2 separate regions of the Mus musculus genome follow, and region 1 is linked to region 2. Evidence: chromatin loops called from intact Hi-C (ENCODE). Cell type or tissue: left cerebral cortex. All regions are shown on one strand. Links, peaks and the distances in the headings refer to the core of each region. The heading gives the core; the rest is flanking DNA.

What was found. Hi-C counts contacts between places; a loop is a spot of excess contacts. Peaks named below come from ENCODE experiments on the same cell type or tissue, not always from the same donor. Only the 100,000 strongest peaks of a DNase experiment are listed, where the experiment ranks them.
Region 1: a loop joins it to region 2, with 2.3 times the contacts of the local background. A loop is called at or near these places in 2 of 42 quality-filtered maps.

The regions. Positions count from the first base shown.
Region 1 is chr11:80,210,067-80,224,057 of GRCm38, forward strand. Rhot1 (ras homolog family member T1) reads left to right here. Exons shown (of 19, transcript NM_021536.8): 2 at 10,192-10,250; 3 at 13,837-13,918. Among named protein-coding and RNA genes, the nearest start is that of Rhot1, 8.0 kb to the left of the region's middle. In left cerebral cortex, for the core only: no CTCF peak of the experiment used is centred there; a DNase peak (open chromatin) is centred at 9,081.
Region 2 is chr11:80,015,961-80,023,960 of GRCm38, forward strand. Suz12 (SUZ12 polycomb repressive complex 2 subunit) reads left to right here. Exons shown (of 16, transcript NM_199196.2): 9 at 3,719-3,824; 10 at 6,132-6,309. Among named protein-coding and RNA genes, the nearest start is that of Suz12, 27 kb to the left of the region's middle. In left cerebral cortex, for the core only: CTCF peaks have their summits at 4,089 (motif pointing left) and 5,556 (motif pointing right); no DNase peak of the experiment used is centred there.

The DNA.
Region 1 (13,991 bases), core at 4,404-12,403, 200 kb after region 2:
AGAGCAGGCATATAGGGCTTCCGAACAGGCACATGTTCCCATGCTCTTTAAAGATAGATCTCACTTTTTTCCTGGTAAAGAAGACAAAACAACAAAAACAACGCTTTTGCTGGCTGATAGGAATGCAGTATAGAGCAGGGATTTCTGATCTTACTGCGAGGTACATGACTTAATCATGGCAACTAAGTTAAAAAGAGGGGTTCATTAGTTCATGTTTTGCCATTGCTGATTTGAAGCATTCTATTATAAACCACTCAATTATATCTTTAAGTAGCCTCTCTAGGTCGCTGTGATACATTCCTAAGGAGGAAAGTGTACATATTAAGAAAAAAAAAACAATTTTGGGGGGGTGGGGTAGGGTGTGCTCTTAGGGCCCAGACAGAGCAAGTCAGATCCCTCGGAGCTAGAGTTACAGGTGGTTTGAGCCACCAGACTTGGGTTTTCTGCTTTTAACCACTGCAGCCCCAAGTCTGCTGGCCTCAGAAAGGGGCGGGAGGGGAGGAAACGACTGTGGACTGTTGATCCGTGTAGCTGTAGCAGCTTTTGGGAGAACTCTAGTCAAAATTGGGAACTAAGCTCCCGTGAAGCATAGTTTGCTTTTTTATTTTCAGTTATGGGTTTTTGGCCTTATTTATAATGGTATCTTACTCTTTCTTTTGCATCAAGTTCTCTAACAGTAAAGGAAGACATTATTTAAGGCATGGTTGGTGCTGATACATTTGGGGGAAAATTAGGGAAAGTGAGCAGGTGACCCCTTAATTGTATTTTCTAAAAGTCTAATGCTTTTTAAAACTCAATTTGTAAAAAAGATATTTTGGATTTGGTGTTCAATATAGGAACCGATGATACAGCATTAGTGTATAGACTGAGTAGAAATGCTATACATGCTGGGCGTGGTGACGCATGCCTTAATTCCCAGCACTGGGGGGGTGGGGAGGGGGGCGGGCTACAAAGTGAGTACCAGGACAGCCGGGGCTACACAGAGAACCCTGTCTCGAAAAAAAAAAAAAAAAAAAAAAAAAAGAAGTGCTGTACATATGTCAGATTCAGTGGCACCGTAGGACATTTTACATTAACTTTAACAGTATTACTTAGGAATATGCAGAAGTTTAAAATTTGTTAGAAAAAGTATGTCATGTAGTCCTGAAAGCCAGCTAGAGAATCGGAACAACTCTGTGTGGGTTTTCTGACCACAGGGAGCAAGTTATAAGAGAAAGCCTTAGCTTTTGAAGGAGACCCTGCTTTTTCCTAAGAGGATGGTGCCAACCATGTGGTTGGCACACATCTGTGAGCCATTACTCAGGAGTCTGAAGTAGGAGGATGGTTAATCAAAAATTTTCAAGGACTAGCGTGTGTAGCTTAGTGGTAGGGCACTTGCCTTACATGTAAGAACTTCTGCTCAATCTACAGTATAGCGTAGATATAGGGTAAGGTTGGCATCAAAGCGTTAGGCCATCTACTACTATTAAGAAAGCAAACTATAAGCCGGGCGTGGTAGCACACACCTTTAATCCCAGCACTTGGGAGGCAGAGGCAGGTGGATTTCTGAGTTCGAGGCCAGCCTGGTCTACAGAGTGAGTTCCAGGACAGCTAGCATGGTTTCACAGAGAAACCCTATTTTGAAAAAGCCCAACCAAACAACTAAACAACTAAATAAACCGTATCACATGTATATATTTTCCATCCCCTTCTTCTTTTTTCCCCTCTCTACCCTTTTCTCATTAAGGTAAAATACTAAGTTTGCTAGGCTGCCTGGGAAGTGGTTGTATAGTGACCTGGAACTTTTGGTCCTCCAGCTGTACCTCAAAGGCCAGGATTGCTGGTTTGTCCCACCCTGCTTAGTTTTTGTGGTGCTTTGTATCAAGGCTTAGTGCTTGCTAGGTAGCACTCCACCAAGTGAGCTCCTCAGCTCTTATACAAATGCTTTCACAGTTTGAAATGTTAGAAGTATAGTTATACTTAATTGAAGTATAGGATATCAGTTATTTTAATGAGTAGTATTTGGTAGGTAAATCCTTTTTTTTTTCCCCTTCAGTTTTTCAAAAATGGTTTCTCCGTATAGCCCTGGCTGTCCTGGTATCCTGGAACTCATTCTGTAGACCAGGCTGCCCTCGAATTCAGATCTGCCTGCCTGTCTCCCAAGTGCTGAGACTAAAGGTGTGCACTACCACCCAGCCTGAGCTTTACTTCTTACGCACGCGTGCGTGCATGTGTGCGTGTGTGTAGGTGTAGGTGTGTAGGTCTGAGGAGAGCTTGTGGGAGTTTGTTCTTTTCGACCATGTGGGTTCTGGGGATTGGACTTTGGTAGTCAGGCTTTGAGGTAAATGCCTTCACCTGCTGAGCAGTCACACAGGCCCTACTTTTTGAGTTAATGTAAATACTTGTCAGCCTTTAGCCTAGCTGTAGCATTTTAAATCCTAGATTTAGGGCTTACACTTGTAATCCTAGCACTCAAGTGGGGAGCCAGGGGGGAGGAGATCACCACAGGTTCAAGGCCAATTTGGCTTATCTTAGTGAGTTCTGGCAAGTCTAGGCTACATAGTGAGATACTATCTTCAAACACAAGTACACACACACACAAAGATTTTAAAATTAAATGACTAAATGGTATGTAAGTGTGTGTCAGAGACTATTTTAAAATATATCTGGCTCATTATCTATTCTTCTGATATTAGACAAAAGTTATTTTGATTTGAGGTTTTGTGTTTTGTTTTGTTTTTTAAAAGAATTATTTATCTTATGAGTAGAATACACTGTTGCTGTCTTAAGACACACCAGAAGAGGGCATTGGATCCCATTAGAGATGGTTGTGAGCCACCATGTGGTTGCTGGGAATTGAACTGAAGACCTCTGGAAGAGCAGTCGGTGCTCTTAACTGCTGAGCTATTGCTCCAGCTCGTGATTTGAGTTCTTAATATGCTTATTTAAACATCTAGTTTTCATTTGCTTTCAGATGGTTGCAGGTGGGGGAGGCAGAGAGAAGGAACAGCCATCCATTCTGGTATGGTGAATTTCAAGTCTATTCTTCTGGGTCATTCTGTTATTTTGTGTTTCTGTCAGTGTCCTCCCTGAGCCAGGCAGGGCCACTTCATTCATTGACTCTGAAGTGGTGATTGGTTTCCGTGTTGTATTAGCTCAGTCATCTTGCTCTACCGGTGCAGTGAAAGGATGTCTTCTTGGACCATTCTCATGCATCTGGGCATCATGCTACTAACTGCTTTCTGCTTCGTGCAAAGATGAAGGAACTTAGGCTGTTTATAAAGTCTTGAGACATTTTGTTTGCAAAGAATGACAAAGTATTTTAAATGCCATTTATGTCATCACTTAATTTATCAAATACCATTCAAATCAGATCAAAAGTGAATTACTATTATCACAGAACATATTCCTAAAAGTCTTTAAAAGTGCACTCACATGAAGCCTAGTCTTCAGGTCATAATTTTTCATGTTCAGATCTGACACCTTTCATCTATGCACTCGGGAGGCAGAGGCAGGTGGATCTCTGAGTTTGAGGCCAGCCTGGTCTACAGTGCAAGTTTTAGGAAAGCCAGAGCTACCTTATAGAAAGACTGTTTTTTCAAAAAAAAAAAAACCAAAAACAAACAAATAAGCTTCCCTTTAGCTAGGTTTGTTATACTATGCTTAACAAAATACCCTTGTTAATCATAGCATTAGCAATACTTTATTAACCAATTATTTAAATATCATGGTTAACATTAATGGTTACTTTTTTGTTTTGCTTTATTTTTCAAGACAGGCTTTCTTTGTGTAGCCTTGGCTGTCCCAGAACTCACTCTGTAGAATAGGCTACCCATGAACTCACAGACATCTGCCTCCCTCTGCCTCCCAAGTACTGGGATTAAAGGTATGTGTCAGAACGGCTTTGCACAAAGTATTCTGTATGAAGTATATAGGGACATTCTTTCTATGTCCCTAGCACCTATGAATCAAAATTTACCCTTAAAGGCTTAAAGACTTAGGAGATGGCTCAGTTGATAAAGTGTCTGTCACTAAAACATGAGCACCTGAGCCTGGATCCCCAGCACCTACTTAAAAATGCTGGGTATGTAGCTGGAGAGATGGAGAGCAGATACAAGCACTGACTGCTTTTCCAGAGGTTCTGAGTTCAATTTCCAGCAATCACATGGTGGCTCACAACCATCTGTAATGAGATCTGATGCCCTCTTCTGGTGTGTCTGAAGACAGAAACAGTGTACTTACATACATGAAATAAATAAATAAATAAATCTTAAAAAGGCTGGGCACGGGCTGGAGAGGTGACTTGGTGGGCAAGAGCACTGACTGCTCTCCCAGAGGACCTGTGGTTGGGTCCCAGCACCTATAAGGTGGCTCAGACCATATGTAACTCCAGTTCTAGGGTGTCTGACGCTCTCCTCTGGCCTCTGCTGGCACTGTGCACATGTGGTGCACAGACATTCACACAAGTGAAATCCATATAAATAAGTCTTAAACAAAACAAAACAAAACAAAAAACAAAAAGCTGGGCTGGTGGTGCACACCTTTAATCACAGCACTTGGGTGGCAGAGGCAAGTGACTGTGAGTTTGATGCTGATCTGGTCTACATAGTGAGTTCTGGGACAGCCAGGGCTATATAGAGAGCTCCTGTCTGGGAAAGGGGGCCAAGGGGCAAGGCTGGGTGTGATCAGATGTGTCTGTAATCCCCAAATAGTAGGAGTGGAGACCGTCAGATCCCCTAGGAGTCAATAGCTAGCCAGCCTACTCAACCAGTGACTGCCATCTTCTGTGAGAAACACTCCTTCAAAAGATAAGGTGTAGAGTAATAGAGGAACACACTTGATGTTAACTCTTGCCTGTACATGACAACTTCAGCTCCAGAGCATTTGATGCCCTGCTCTGGCCTCCTTGTCATCTTTACTGTCAATGTCCCCTTTGCAATAGGCCTCACCTGTTGCAAATGTCTGGTGCAGAAATGTAGTTTGATAGGAGCCTCTTCAGGCAGCTGGAACTGCCCTTTGGACTAATAAGTTAATGGTGAAGAAATCTGAATTTCTTCATGTACACACACACACACACACACACACACACACACTTTAAAAAAAATAAAATAAAAAAAAAATAAGACTGTAGTTGGGCCATGTGGCTAACACATGTAGTCCTAGAATTTGGGAGGCTAAGACAAGATGATCACTGTGGCCCAGGTTACATAGTGAGTTCCAGGTCAGTCTGGGCCTCAGTGAGATCAAACGAAACAAAAACCAAGAGAGGATGGTTGTAGATAGGGGACAAAGAACATGAATATCTTTTACATAAAAATCCAGCATAGTTTTCTTAAAAACCTCAGGCCAGCTGAAATCTGGGGCAAAGGTGCTTGCTACCAACTTTCACCTGAGTTCAGTCCCTGGACCCACAGGATGGAAGGAGAGAACCAACTCCTGAAAGCTGTCTTCTGACCTTTACACATGCACTGTGGCAAGTAAATGCACGCTTGGAAACACACACACACCCCCCCAATGCTCGCCAATGTCTTATTTGCTCTCCTGCTAGTGGCACTTTGTTGATCAGACTTGGAGAGAGGTAGATCATGGTATTGACAACATTTGTCCTGCAGGCTATCACTTACCTATGATCAGTGAACTCACTATGTAAACTGGGCTGGCCTTTAACTCACAGATATCCACCTGCCTCTGCTTCTCAGGTGCTGGAATTAAAGGTGCATGCCCTCAGCTGGGTGTGGTGGTGCACGCCTTTAATCCCAGCACTCGGGAGGCAGAGCCAGGTGGGTTTCTGAGTTCGAGGCCAGCCTGGTCTACAGAGTGAGTTCCAGGACAGCCAGAGCTACACAGAGAAACCCTGTCTCGAAAAACAAAACAAAACAAAAAAACAAACAAAAAACAAAACAAAACAAAACAAAAGCTGCGTGCCCTCACACTTGCCTAAACCACCATACTTTTAATTGTTCCTTGGTAACAACATAGTTCTCCCCTCCTTCTTTCCCTCCCTTTCCCCCTTCTGACAGAGGTATCACTTGTAGGCCAGGCTTGCTTGGAATCCATGGCAGTCCTCTGCTTTAGCCTGCTATTATAGGGAAGAACTTTGCTGGGATTATTTTTCCAAATGCTAAAAGTTATTAATCAAAAATATAACTGCATAGTCATCCCCCACTGTATTCTAATCACAGTTGCTTTGGAAGAACCAAGCCTATTTTTTGTTTTGTTTTGTTTTGTTTTTGTTTTTTGAGACAGAGTTTCTCTGTGTATCTCTAACTGTCCTGGAACTCACTCTGTAGAGGAAGCTGGCCTTGACCTCAGAGATGTGCCTGTCTCTGCCCTCTGAGTATTGGGATTAAAAGTGTGTGCCATCATGGCTGGCTATAGATGGAATTGCCTCAGCTTGTTTTCTAGATGATGTAGGATATGAGCAAATAAATAAAATCACACACTGGGAAGTGGTAACCGATGCAAATGACTTTAAGCAGCTTAGCCATTCTTGGGGCTGCTGTCTGCTGTGTCCTTGTCTTCAAGTATCAGTAAGATTGTTCAGTTGTCATCTTTACTCCTGCCACTGTCCCCTTTGCAGTAGGCCTCCCCTGCTAGTCAAACACTGAAAAGAGGCTTCTAACCCCCTCAAGTTTACTTGTTCACTGGAAAACATTACACTTATGACCCTGCAAATGGGGAGAGGCAGGAGGAAGGGTTGGAAGGACCTGGAGCTTAGAGTGGAGTTAAAGTGTACCACCTTCTGATGTGTTCACTAACCTGGAGGGTCTCCTGAGATGTGAAGATTAGAGGTCTTATTTGGAATCTCTTTTTGTAGGCATGAGTTTGCAGAATACCTCTCCTTGGACGGTACCGGGCCTTAAATCCAGAATCTCACTCACTCTTAAATGCAGTTGGATTCAACCTTTTTCAATCTCTTTCTAGGTTTTAGGATGAGTCTGAAGGTTCCAACCTCTACTCATGAGGTTGGATTTTTCTGGTGACAAACCCTTATTCTGAAGCTATCTTGCTTGTATCCCCTAAATGAGCCCTGTCAATAGAATAAGTTTGTTTGTACTGTTATTTATAAGAAATGATGTGGCTATTACTAGGAAATTGCAAGGGATTTTGAAACCACTTGTCATACTTGATTACTCTTGGCTTTCCTCATCCAAAACTATTATGTCTCTTCTGTACTTTTATATCTTATCATGTCTTTAGGGCACTTCCATCCTACCACAACCTAAAGACCCCCAGAGATACCACAGCTCTCACTGTCTGCACCAACAACTTCTGTGCTTTGTTATGTAGAATTCCAACCTTAGCTTTTTATTAAGAACAGATTGGATACAATGATTTTTACAGTTCATTTTTGTTTTTTGCGACAGGGTTTCTCTGCTTCTGCCTGCTTCTGCCTCTGAGTGCTGAGATTAAAAGTGTGTGTCACCACACCTACCTAGAGGTTTTGTTTGTTTGTTTGTTTGTTTGTTTGTTTTTGAGACAGGGTTTCTCTGTGTAGTCCTGGCCCTGGGACTCACTATGTAGACCAGGCTGGCCTCAAACTCAGAAATCCACCTGCCTCTGCCTCTCAAGTGCTGGGATTACCGGCATGCGCCACCACTGCCTGGCTAGAGTTTATTTTTAATTGTTATTTTATTATTTACATGTGTGTGCATGAGTATGTGTTTACATGTGGAAGTCAGAGGACAACTGTAGGAGTCAGTTCTCCTGTGTTAGTTCTGGAGGTTGAATTCAGCTTGTCAGGCCTGGCAGCAGGTACCAGACCCCCTGAGTCATCTTGATGGCTATATTTTATTTTTGTATTGCTTCAGCAGTTGCCTGATATTCAGTTTGCAGAATACCTCTCCTTGGACGGTACCGGGCCTTAAATCCAGAATCTCACTCACTCTTAAAAGTTTTTGGAGGCTGGAGAGGTGGTTGAGTGGTTAAGAGCACTGGCAGCTCTTTTAGAAAAGGACTTGGGTTCAATTTCCAGCACCCACATGGCAGCTGACAACCACCTGTAGCTCCAGGTCCAGGAGATCCAACACAGTCTTCCGGCCTTCATGTGCAATGCATGCTCATGGTGTACATACATATGCATTCAGATGAAATGCCCACACACGTAAAAATAAATACATCTTAAGAAAAGAAGTGTTAGAGAAGCGTTGGATGGTAGAAATGGCTTCTCTGGCAGTGTTGGTGTACCTGGGCAGAGACGTCCAGTCAGGTAGAGCTAGAGGTCCTCCATTCATACAAAATTAGAAGGTTTGCTTTATTAGCTACTTGTGTCCATGTAGACTGTAAAGATGTATGTTACATTCATAGTGGCTTACTACAGATTATATAGCACAGAAGTTGTTGGTGGAGACAGTGAGAACTGTGGTATCTCTGGGGGTCTTTAGGTTGTGGTAGGATGGAAGTGCCCTAAAGACATGATAAGATATAAAAGTACGGGACTGGTGAGATGGCTCAGTGGGTTAGAGCACCCGACTGCTCTTCCGAAGGTGTAGAGTTCAAATCCCAGCAACCACATGGTGGCTCACAACCATCCGTAACAAGATCTGACCCCCTCTTCTGGAGTGTCTGAAGACAGCTACAATGTACTTACATATAATAAATAAATTAAAAAAAATATAAAAGTACAGAAGAGACATAATAGTTTTGGATGAGGAAAGCCACGTGAGGAGGGGGACAGGACTCACTGTGGCTTTTTAGTGCTTGTACCTGTGTGAATCATGGAATGGCCTTGTTTGCGCGACTTGCCTGAGTAGGCAGCAGCAGTGGGACATAGGGTGAGGAGGGTGAGCTGCGGCTGGACAGCGTCCCTTCCCCTCCTTCCCATTGGTATGGTTCAGTGGGAGCAGGGAGGAAGGTGAGAGTCCAGGAGGCTGAGCTGGAAGGGGTGTGGACGAAAGTAGAGTGGACATTTATATTGTCGGTAGATTGGTGAGGGCTAGAAAGTTGGGAACTGGGAAATGTTTAAATGAAATACCAGAATTAGGCAAAAGGGCAAGCAGAGACAGACGTAAAACCACAGGCTGGGTTTAGCCCGGCAGGCGCCAGTGGTTCTAGCACTCAGGAGGGAAGGCTGCTTGGAGGACTGCCTAGGAGTGCCAGACTAACTTGGGCAGCGTGGTAGGTGTCCTCTAATAGTAACAGTGAAATTTAACAGAATTTCAGTGCAAAGTAGGAAACATGAATCAGAGGTGGCAGTTTGTCTTGCTCTTAGAAACACTGTTGGCTCTTGATGAGAACTCTGAAGCTGGCTGTGACAGCCATTTTCATTTTCATTAGTAGTGAATAAAGTTAAGAGATTGGATATTAGTATTGTATTTGTAGTCAGTTTCCTTTTTTTGCATGCTTTTATATATGTGTGTGTGTATATATATATATGTATATATGCGTATACATATATACACATATATATTTGGACTTGTATTTAGGATTTGTACTTTGCCCCTGTGGCAGGGATTAACTGGCAGTCATCTGTTTTTCTCTAGAGGCTCCTACAGACTTGGTTAGTAAGCACTTAGGTTTGACAGTAGTAACTACATGATCATAAACGTATCTGGAGTAGAGAAGTCAGATTCCAGAATAAAGAGTGAGATTTTACCTGTCCTTTATTAAAAGGATCACTGGGACAGAAAACTTAGTGTTTTACCTTGTTACCAACCCTTTAAATACAGAACAAGAAGGGAGGAGCTTCCCATGGAGCGGTCCAGGCGCTGAGGTCCCTGTGTCGCTGAGGTTGGAAGCTGTGTGTTCTCTTGTGAACAGAATTAACAATGTCATCAAACACACAACAGCCGTGCACTAACTTAATTCCACTTCAAGGAACTTAGGCTGTAGAATATGAGTTACAACATTATTCATAAAGGTGAAGATTTAGAAATGATCTTTAGAAATTTAATTTAGAAAATTAGGCAGCTTATATCATGGGATAGAGTCTTGTACAACTCTGAGTAGGTGATGCAGGAAGGGTTTTGTTACTGTACTCTGTTCTGTTCTCTTGTCAAACCTGACATCCTAGTCCCCCCGCCTCCCAGGAGGCTGGAGTTAAAGGCAGGCAGGCACTGGAAGTGCCGGTACACCCGAACTGCAGGAGGCCTACGGAAAAGGTCTTATAGTTGTCTTTCCCCTGTACAACTAATCAACTCCCTATGTGGCTACTGGATTTGAGTTTCTGTACAACCAAAATGTTTTGTTAAGTAATGATTTTTCTCTTAACAGCTCGAGTTGGGAAGACATCACTGATTATGTCGCTGGTCAGTGAAGAATTTCCGGAAGAGGTAAAAACATTTAATTGTTGTGAGTTTTTGTCTTTTTTTTTTAAATAAAAAGTAAGTTAAAATGATGTCAATGCCATCTTCATGTGTTTCTTCAACAATTAGAACTTTTAAAAAGCGCATTAGTTTACAGAGGACATCACCTTATGAAAGAGCCCACGCTCTTCTCACTTTATGCCTTGACTTTACATTAGCATTTTCTCTTACATTCCATGAGTGTGTTTGCACGCATGCACACATGCCGTAGCACAGTGCGGAGATCACAGGACAGCGTGTGTGAGTCACAGTTTTCTCCTCCTCCTACGTGAGGCCTGAGGGTCCACCTCAGATTGCCAGTCTGCTTGGCAAGTCACTGAGCCATCTCACTATCCGGTCACCTTGCCATTTGTCATTTCTGGATCTTGGTCGTCTCAGTTTTAAAGTGGTGGGAAAAAGGAACTGGAGATCATATCGTTTGTGTAGTCTGTTCTTAGGGGTAAAATCCCAGCCACCACATGGTGGCTCACAACCATCTGCAATGTGATCTGACGCCTTCGTCTGGTGTGTCTGAAGACAACTACAGTGTACTCATATACATAAAATAAATAAATCTTTAAAAATAAATAAATAAATATGAAATGCCACCAGAATCCAGTGGCTTTAGGTTTGCTATTATAACTACTATTATTGCTGTTTTGAGACAGCGTCTCATGTACCCCAGAGTAGCCTCAAACTTGTTATGTAGCTCAGAATGACTTTAAACTCCTGATCCTCCTGCCTCCACTTCCTCGGTGCTGGGATTACATGTATGTGCCATCATACTGGGCTACACTTATTCAGTTTGGGATCCCGGTGTGAGGGGTGCTGGCTAAGCCCTCCTGTGTGAGGGTGCTGGCTAAGCCCTCCTGTGTGAGGGGTGCTGGCTAAGCCCTCCTGTGTGAGGGGTGCTGGCTAAGCCCTCCTGTGTGAGGGGTGCTGGCTAAGCCCTCCTGTGTGAGGTGCTGGCTAAGCCCTCCTGTGTGAGGTGCTGGCTAAGCCCTCCTGTGTGAGGTGCTGGCTAAGCCCTCCTGTGTGAGGTGCTGGCTAAGCCCTCCTGTGTGAGGTGCTGGCTAAGCCCTCCTGTGGCGTCGGGGTCTTGGGAGACAACAGCATCAGTGCAGCAGCATAACAGAATTTTGGATTTTGTTGTTATTTGTTTTGTTTATTTCTAGGGACACAGTCTGGTTGCCCTCAGACTTTCTATGTAGCCAGGCTAGTCTTGAACTTCTTGCTAATTCTTCTACCTCTGCCTCCCAAATACTGAGATTATAGGTCTGGCTTGGTTTTTGTTTTTCCAAAGTATCATTAATGTCAGAGTTTGAGGCTGGAGCGATAACTCAGTACTTAAAAGCACTTGCTGTACTCCCAGAGACCGCATGTTAGGTTCCCAGCACCTGTTAGCTGATTTTAGCTGCCTGTAAAGCTCATGGCTATCCACACGTGTGTGTGAGTTTCTGCCCCCTAACACACACACATGTGGCATGCACATACACGTGCCTGCACACACAAGTAAAAGTAAAACTAATGTCAGAGTTTGCATTAATCCTTTCTTTACTCTTGTTTAGAAAGAAATAATCTTATAGTTTTGTTGCTGAGCTAGGAATTTGATGCGTCACATGGCAGTGTCTTTGTTGTTCTGGTTTTTTGTGGTAGCTGGGATTGAATCCAGGGTCTTGTATATACCAAGCAGGAGCTTCAATTCACTGCTGACCGGATCTCTCCCCTATGTAGCGGTTTCAGCATTCAAAATTCCATAGCTGCTGCTTTGTTCCCCTTTGCATTAAAGAAGAATCAAGTAGTAATTCCTTAATTTGAAAAGTGGAGTATATTATGGAATCATTAACATTAATTGAGAATTGGGGTATAATACCTAAAAGTTCTCAGCAAAAGTTTATCTGAAGAGCTAACAAGATGGCTCAGTGAGAAAAGATAGCTGCTGCCAAGACTGACCACCTGATTTTAGTTTCCAGGACCCACATGGTGGAGGTATAAAACTGACTCCATACTGAACTCCACTGTGTGCTATGATGCCCATGCACATAAATAAACAAACAAGTTTAAAGAATCGTAGTTAGTTCCTATCCAGCTGGAACTGCATAGAGAGACCCTGTCAGAAGGAATAAATACCTTTGAAATGTTTAACTGGAGTTAGAGTTGTTTTAGGACGTTTCTCTTGAGTGTGGATACTTTTTTTTTTTTTTCTGTAATTAAAAATCATACAGTTGGGGTTGGAGAGAAGGCTCTGTCAGCAGTTAAGAGCACTGGCTGCTCTTCTCCAGGACCTGGGTTTGATTCCCAGCACCCCGGTAGCTCACAGCTATCTGTTACTCCAGTTCCAGGGGATCCAGTATCCTTTTCTGGCCTCTTGTGGCACCAGATATACATATGGTTCACAGATATGCATGCAAGCAAAACCCATACACATAAAAATAAGTTAATTAACTAAAAAGAAAGGACTGAGCCTCTACAAAACAGTTTTGTAAAATAATATGCAGTCTTTCTGAAACATGGAATTATTAAACACAAGGCGTATGGAGCCGAACAGTTTTCACCCAACCTAGACGAAATTAATGTGTATTGGTTACCTTGAAGATTATCATTTTGTTTTGTGTTTTTCGTGGGTTTGGCAAGGCTGAGGATAAAACCCAGGACCTGCATGTGCTAGACAAGTTCCCCATCACTGCGTGACACCCATCAAGACTGCCTTGGATTAACATAGCTCCTTATTTGTAAAGTATCTTAAATTCTTAGCAAAGTAGAACAAGCACCACGTATTTAAAAAATCTAATATTTCAGTATTAAATTGAATCGTTTTATGTTTTTGAAAAACTTGAGATACCCTGACTACAGAGGCGGAGGTTTTCCTTTTTCCCTAGGGCTGGATATTCACTCTGCTGTGAGTTAAACCCCAGCTGGAAACCTATTTTTCTCTTTGATTTTTATTTTATTGTTAAAATCTTTTAATGCAATTTTGTGTGTGTGTGTGTGTGTGTGTGTGTGTGTGTGTGTGTGTGTGTGGCTTTTCAAGACAGGGTTTCTCTGTAGCCCTGGCTGACCTGGAGCTCACTTTGTAGACCAGTCTGGCCTCGAACTCAGAAATCTGCCTGCCTCTGCCTCCCGAGTGCTAGGACTAAAGGTGTGCGCCACCACGCCAGGCTCTTTTATTGCATTTTTGGTTTGTCTTTTATTTATTTACATTTTTGTTGCATTTTTATTTGTTATATTTCTTATGTGCATATATAGTACAGTACACATTTGGAGGCAAGAGGACAGCTTGTGGAAGCAGGTTCTCTCCTTTCACTGTGACGGTTTGGGGTCACACTCAGGTAGTCAGCATCCATACCTACTGATCCATCTTGCTGGCCCTTAAAACATGTTTTTATTGTAGTTTTGCTTATATGATAAATATGATAAATATTTTCACCTCAATGAAAATATTTTAAAGTGCAGTGAATACCTACAAAGATAGCTCTAAACAGAAGGGCCTGGTATAGATAAATCTACATGGTTTGATAGTAAGTGTGATGGATAACTTCAACACATTTATTTTTATATTTGTTGTCAAATAAAGGTTCCTCCCCGAGCAGAAGAAATCACCATTCCAGCTGACGTCACCCCTGAAAGAGTTCCAACACACATTGTCGATTATTCAGGTAATGGGTGGCCTTTGATGGGTGAAGCAGGCTTTGAAGTTAATGTAATAGCCCTGAAATAAACCTCAAGCTT
Region 2 (8,000 bases), core at 1-8,000:
GCAATAAATATACTAGAAAGCAGCGGTGGGGTCTAGTGAGGAAGTGTGAAGAGGTGCCCACACTCAGCTTCACTGATACTGTCTTCTGTGCGGCTACGGTGTGTGTGTGTGTGTGTGTGTGTGTGTGTGTGTGTGTGTGTGTGTGTGTGTGTGTGTGTGTACACATACTTATTCTTTTTACTATGCATGCATATGTTTGTATATATGTATATTTTTATTTAAATAATTTATTCTTTGTTTTGTTTTTGTTTTTTCGAGACAGGGTTTCTCTGTGTAGCCCCGGTTGTCCTGGAACTCAATATGTAGACCAGGCTAGCCTCAAACTCAGAAATCCACCTGCCTCTGCCTGCCAAGTTCTGGGATTAAAGGCGTGCACCACCACGCCTAGCTTTATTTTGTGTGTGTGTGGGTTTTTTGTTTGTTTGTTTGTTTGTTTGTTTTTATGTGTTATGCTTGTTTATTTTGTGTGTGTATGGGTTTCTTTGTGTTCCTCTGCCTGTCCTGGAACTACCTCTGTAGACCAGGCTGGCCTAGAACCAAGATCTCCCTGCTTCTGTCTCCTGAGTGCTAGGATTAAAGGCATGTACCACCATTGCCTGTCTTAATTTGTTTTGGCTTTTCAATTTTGGCAGTATATTCTTTATGTGAAAATACTACTGCTTTTGTTTCAATGAAGAAAAAGAAACTAGGTGAGCCAGGCTTGGTGGTGCACGCCTTTATCCCCAGCGCTTGGGAGGCAGAAGCAGGCAGATTTCTGAGTTCGAGGCCAGGCTGGTCTACAGAGTGTGTTGTAGGTGGATTTTTTTTTTTTTTTTTTTTTTTTTTTTTTAAAGATTTATTTATTCATTATATGTAAGTACACTGTAGCTGTCTTCAGACACTCCAGAAGAGGGCGTCAGATCCTGTTACGGATGGTTGTGAGCCACCATGTGGTTGCTGGGATTTGAACTCCTGACCTTTGGAAGAGCAGTCGGGTGCTCTTACCCACTGAGCCATCTCACCAGCCCAATAGGTGGATTTTTTTTTCTGTGAGCTTTAATTTTGAAAATTTCTAAATGTGTAGAAAAGTTCACACATTTAGAACTTGTGTAACATTCACATATCCTATATATTGATTGAAACATTTCAGATCATTTGCTTTCTTTGTTTCATTTTTGTGCTGAAACATTGAAAATAAACTTCATTTCTACTTTGCTCTGAATTTCAGCATGTATGGTTAAAGAACTAAAGCATTTCCTGACAGCTCCTTACCTGCACACAAAGGATCTAACAATAATATCATTATCATCATTATTATTATTATTTTAATGGTTCTGAGTATTGAACAAAGGGTCTACTGCATGCTATCTCCCTTCATTTCTCCCATCGTTTATTCATTTCTTTTTTTATTTTCAGTGAAAGGGATGATTTATTTTGAATTTTTTTGGCTTTTTGTCAATGTGGGTTAACATTTTTAGTGAGTTATTTTTCATTTGATCATGTTATTCATTTTGCTGCTCAAATTATCCCAAGTTTGAGTATGAGGAGTCCTTTCAAGCAGATTCCAGGATATTTTTTTTTCCATTTACATTTTCCTTAAGACTTAAAATCTCCTTTTCTGAATTAGTCTGAGAGTTCCAATTATTTGATGAGTCGTGGTATTGCTTTTAGTAAAGAAAGTATATTTGTGAACCACTGTTTTAAGATTAGGTGCATTAAATTTTTTCTTGTAATCTCACATTGAGGTCTTCTGAGAGAATAATCCAAATTTTAAAACCATGTAGATTTTGAAATGCTAAACAACAGTAAAAACCTAAGACTTAGAACAAAGGCTACCATAACCGCAGTGAACCTATGATACACAGATGTTGTAGCACATATCTTTAATCCCAATTACTTCAGACAGTAAAACAAGTAGGTTTCCCGAACACATGTTTTCAAAGCTAGTCTCCAAGAGAAGTAATTAATGAGGAAATTTGAATTCATTTGTTGAAATTTTTTGTTTTTTAAGATTTACTTTATATATGAGTATACTATTGCTGCCTTTAGACACACCAGAAGATGGTGTTCGATCCCATTATAGATGGTTGTGAGCCACTATGTGGTTGCTGGGAATTGAACTCAGGACTTCCGAAAGAACAGTCAGTGCTCTTATTAACCAATGAGCCATCTCTCCAGCCCATGGTGAAAGTTCTTGTTTCTCTGATCTAAAACTATTGTATAGGTCTTAAAGACTGAAGCATCAGGAAAGTGAAATAGATGCTAATCTGTGCTTCCTAAAATACCCTGTCTCAAAATAGTAATAGTAGCAAAAAGTTCCCATAGTCCAATAGAACAACAAATAAATGATATAGTTTTTAAAAAAGATTTATTTATTATATGTAAATACACTGTGCCTGTCATCCCAGAAGAGGACATTGTATTTTATTAGGGATGGTTGTGAGCTACCATGTGATTGCTGGAATTTGAACTTAGGATCTTCAGAAGAGCAGTCAGTTTTCTAAACTACTGAGCCATCTTTCCAGTCCAACATAATAAATGTTAAAAGAATATGTATATTTTGTTTTGTTTTGTCCTTCCCCCCCCCCTCCCCTTTTCTTCTTTTGGTTTTTTGGGATAGGGTTTCTCTGTGTAGCTCTGGCTGTCCTAGAAATCACTCTGTAGACCAGGCTGGCCTTGAATTCAGAAATCCACCTGCCTCTGCCTCCTGAGTGCTTGGATTAAAGTATGCTACTACTGCCCGTCTATGTATATATATGGTTCTTTTGTTTGTTTGTTTGTTTGTTTGGTTTTTGGTTTTTTGAGACCGGGTTTCTCTGTGTAGCCCTGGCTGTCCTGGAACTCACTCTGTAGACCAGGCTGGTCTCGAACTCAGAAATCCACCTGCCTCTGCCTCCCGAGTGCTGGGATTAAAGGCACGCGCGCGCCACCACCACCCGGCATATATATGGTTCTTAAACAGTAAACAGACCTCTGAAGTAAAAGTGCACCAAGGTGTTATTTTTATCACTTAGGAGATTGAGAAATCAAAAAGTTGATAAAGCACTGTTCATAAGGCTGAGGGGAAAGGCCTCCTAACACTTTAGAGGTAGGAGAGTGGTTTAGGTGTAGCTGTCCAAAAACCAACCATAATGTAGAATATAATGTCATGTAAGGGCAGTCAGTGCTCTTAACCACTGAGCCATCTCGCCAGCCCCTGTCCTGGTTTCAAAAGCAGGAAATCTGCACAGCTGTTTTATACTTAATGCACAAAATTAACTTGGTTTTGGGACAGACATATTATATCTGTGTAGCTACAGTAATACAAATTTCTATATAGTCTTTCTTGGTATAAACAGAGACTTAGTAAATTCCAGGATGCTAATTAAGCTGGTAGTGCATGCATTTAATCCCAGCACTCAGGCATTTGGATTCTATTGAGTGTACATAGTAGGGAGACCCTGTTTCAGAAATCAAAAAACAAAGCCAAATTTCTGGCAAGTTTATGAACATAAATATTCTACAACTTCAGGGAAAAAAAAATGTAGGCATATTTGTGTGAAGAATGCATTTCTGGGTGTGTATTACTCAAAGACAGCCTGCTTAACATTTTCCCTTTTGTTATTGCTTTTGTCAGATCTGGATTTTAGATGATTTAAAATCCTGCTATGAATGTAAACTATTATACCAACTTAATGCTTTTTAGAGTGTAGACTTTGTAATTCACATGTGACTTTATAAAGTGTGTTTTTTTTGCCAGGCGTTTACAGCTTTTAGATGGGGAATATGAAGTGGCCATGCAGGAAATGGAAGAATGTCCAATAAGTAAGAAAAGAGCAACATGGGAGACAATTCTTGATGGGAAGGTATGGATGACTTAGAGGTTGCACCTACTGTGGTTGTCAGTTCCTATTTTGATTGTTTTCTTTCTTAAAGAGGAATTGTATTTGAAATAAGGAGTCTTTTTTTTTTTTCACATTAAAAAAATTAATTTATGTGCTGGAGCGATAGCTCAGAGGTTAAGAGCACTGACTGCTCTTCCTGAAGGTCCTGAGTTTAAATCCCAGCAACCACATGGTGGCTCACAGCCATCCATAAGGAGAATGGTGCCCTCTTCTGGAGTGTCTGAAGACAGCTACAGTGTACTTACATATAAAAATATGTCTTTTAAAAAATTAATTTACTTATTTGAGATAATATGTTACTATGATCTGTCTTTCTTGGGATTCTGTAAACCATGATGGCTTCTAAGGCACAAAGATTCCTCTGCCTTCCAAATGCCAGCATTAAAGGCATGAACCACCACATTCAACACTAAATCTGCACAATATGCTATGCTTAGGTTTGGTGTGGAGTGCCTTTTCCCACCGAATCATATTGCTTGTGCTTAGACTCCCTTGGGTGTTAATAGTTAGAAAAATGCAAGCAAATTGGTCTAGTCAGAAAATGTAATAGAGGACATGGTGCTTAAGAAAGGCTGGGTGTCTTGAGTTACATCTCTACTGGGAGTTAACTTTGTGACTTTTGTCAGGTTAACTCATTTGGCCGATTTTTCTCAAATTTAGGGCTAGAATTGAAAAGGTAAAATATGAGATTGAAATCCTATTTAGAAATATGTTTTAATATCACATTTAGAAATGTTTTGTGGCCGGGTGGTGCTGGCGCACACCTTTAATCCCAGCACTTGGGAGGCAGAGGCAGGCGGATTTCTGAGTTTGAGGCCAGCCTGGTCTACAAAGTGAGTGCCAGGACAGCCAGGGCTACACAGTGAAACCCTATCTCGAAAAAACCAAAAATAAAAGAAATGTTTCATACGAGTTTTGGGATCAAACTTGGTCTGTTATGCTTTGTAGCAAGTTCTTTTACAAAGAGGCATCTGAACATCAAACAGCAACTTTTAGATAGTGGATAGTGAAGAGCAAGAAGAACTGATACCCAAAAAGATAGCCACTAAGAAAGATGAGATTTTGACAGGATTTCTCATTTTGTGTCCGTGTGTGGGGGTTGGTGGTTGGTTGAGACAGGTTTCTTTGGGGACCAGGCAGACCAGGTAAACGAGATTTACCTAACTGCCACTTAAGTGCTGGGATTAAAGGTGTGTGCTACGCCCATCCAGCAAGACTTCTGAGTCTAACTTTACTTTTTGTTACATATATCCTACGTTTTTTTTTTTTAATTACTGAAATTGGTTTATTGGGAATTAGTTTTAAATATGATTTTTATTTATTGAGACAAGGTCTTACTGTGAACAGTTATCAGCACCAATATTGGGTTCAAAATTCAACTCCGGGTTATCTCATCCCTTCTTCTGGCTTCTTTGGGTCTGCACTGAAGCACATATCTTAGCTGTGCACATGTATATATACATAATTTTTATTTATTTTTAATTCTTTTTTTTTTAAGATTTATTTGTTACGTGAGTACATTATAGCTGTTCAGATGGTTGTGAACCTTCATGTGGTTGTTGGGAATTGAAATTTTTTTAGAACTGCTGCTCGCTCCGTTGAGCCCTGCTCTGTCACCCCCAGCTTTCTCTGGCCCAAAAATTTATACTTATGTATGCTGTAGCTGCCTTGACAAACCAGAAGAGGGCGTCAGATCTCATTGTAGATGGTTATGAGCCACCATGTGGTTGCTGAGATTTGAACTCAGGATCTTCAGAACACTGAGCCATCTCTACAGCCTTACTTTTTTGTTTGTTTTGCTTTGTTTTGTTTTTTTTCAAGATAGGGTTTCTCTGTATATCCCTGGCTGTCCTGTAACTGATTTTGTAGACCAGGCTGGCCTTAAACTCAGAAATCTGCCTGCCTCTGGAGTGCTGGGATTAAAGGCATGTGCCACCCCGCCCAGCTATGATTTTTTTTAAAGATTTATTTATTATATGTAAGTACACTGTAACTGTCAGACTCTCCAGAAGAGGGGATCAGATCTCACTAAGGATAGTTTGTTTCTAGGACTTGAACCCATGACCTCTGGAAGAGCAGTCAGTTCACTTAACCACTAAGCCATCTCTCCAGCCCTTGATTTTTATTTTTTAAGGAAAAAAAAAAAAAAAGCAAAGAGTGTTCTCAGCTGCTGAGCCATCTCTGCAGCCCCAATAATGAGTATCTTCATTTCATGTCTGTAATATCTTGATGTCATCGTAACTCTGTCCTATTTTATGTATTGTTTAGAGGCTGCCTCCATTTGAGACATTTTCTCAGGGACCTACATTACAATTTACTCTTCGATGGACAGGAGAAACCAACGATAAGTCTACAGCTCCTGTTGCCAAGCCTCTTGCCACTAGAAATTCAGAGAGCCTTCATCAGGAAAATAAGCCTGGTTCTGTTAAACCTGCACAAACTATTGGTAAAAATACTGTTGCTATCTAAATAATGGTTTTAATGTTTTAGACTTAGAGTAATTCAGTTGTGGTTTGGTTGTCTTTAATTATTCAGGAAATATTCTTTGTCTTATCAAGTATCATTATTAGCTATGGTCAGTTAAGAATTTGCCTATATTAAGCCAGGCAGTGGTAGCATATGCCTTTAATCCCTGCGTTTGAGGCCAGCCTGGTCTATAAAGTGAGTTCTCAGACAGCCAGGGCTATACAGAGAAACCCTGTCTCAAAAAAAACCAAACCAAAAAAAAAGAATTTGCCTATATTAAATGTAAAGTTCTCTAAAGACTTTATTTATGACCATGTTTCTGGGAGTTTAAGTTTGTCTTTAACATTTCTGCAGAATGTTTTTTACCTTTAACATTTCTGCAGAATGTGTTTACTACCTTCAGATGTGTCTGTAATTATCTTATGTCAATTTAGAACACATTTTCCCAATAATTTGCCACAGATAAGAAAGTGATTGGTTTTCAATACATTTTTAAAATGTAAATCATTGAGCTGCATAGAATATTTACCTAGCGTGATCAAGGCCCTGGCTTCAAACCCCCTATTCTGCACCTAAATTACAGGTACAGGTAAGAGTTCTGCTGTATTAAGTCCTAACTATCTGTATCATAAGAACACTGCTCTTGGGCAGGTGAGATGGCTCAGTGGGTAAGAGCACCCGACTGCTCTTTTGAAGGTCCGGAGTTCACATCCCAGCAACCACATAGTGGCTCACAACCATCTGTAACAATATCTGACGCCCTCTTCTGGAGTGTCTGAAGACAGCCACAGTGTACTTACATATAATAAATAAATAAATCTTAAAAAAAAAAGGGGGGGGTTTTAGGGTTGTCAGGCAGTGGTGGCACATGCCTTTAATCCCAGTACTAGGGAGGCAGAGGCAGGAGAATTTCTGAGTTCGAGGCCAGCCTAGTCTACAGAGTAAGTTCCAGGAGAGCCAGGGATATACACAGAGAAAAACAGTCTGGAAAAAAATCAAAAAATAAAGTTAAAAAAAAAAAAAAAAAACACTGCTCTTGACTTTAGAGCATCTAAGTATTTTTATATCTCAGAAGAGGGAAGATTTCTCTTTGTTGTATGGTCATGTGCAACTGTTAACATGCATCAAAAGATGAGGTGTGTGTGGCCCACAGTAGATCCCTTTAATCTCAGCAGGAAGAGGCAGGTTCAAGGCTTCATAGAGCTGTTCGTGACAACCTGAATTGATTCCCAAATCCCACAAGGTAGAAACACAGAACTGACTCCTGAAAGTTGTCTTGTGACCTCCACACGTGCACCCTGGTTCCTAGGGATCTTGGATGGGAGTTGGGGAGGGGGGAGAAGCCTGAAATTCTGTTATGTGTCAGTTTTTTTCCACACAACAGTAGTTCAGCTTTTGTAAGTAATTGCCACTTCATAACACTTCATATAACAAGTGTTAAAACTTGTACACAAAGATAATAAAATTGAAAAGGTAAAAAAGAAATGACGCATGTTGTGGGAAACATTTCCTAAGTAATTCATGCTTTGGGCACTTCTCAATATATTCTTGCTAATGAAATGGGTAAAAGAATTATAGGGAAACTAGGAAACAAAAGCTTTATGACAGGAGATTGTATATGTGATCATTAATTTTGTCCCATACTAAATAATAGTACTTAAATATTTGACA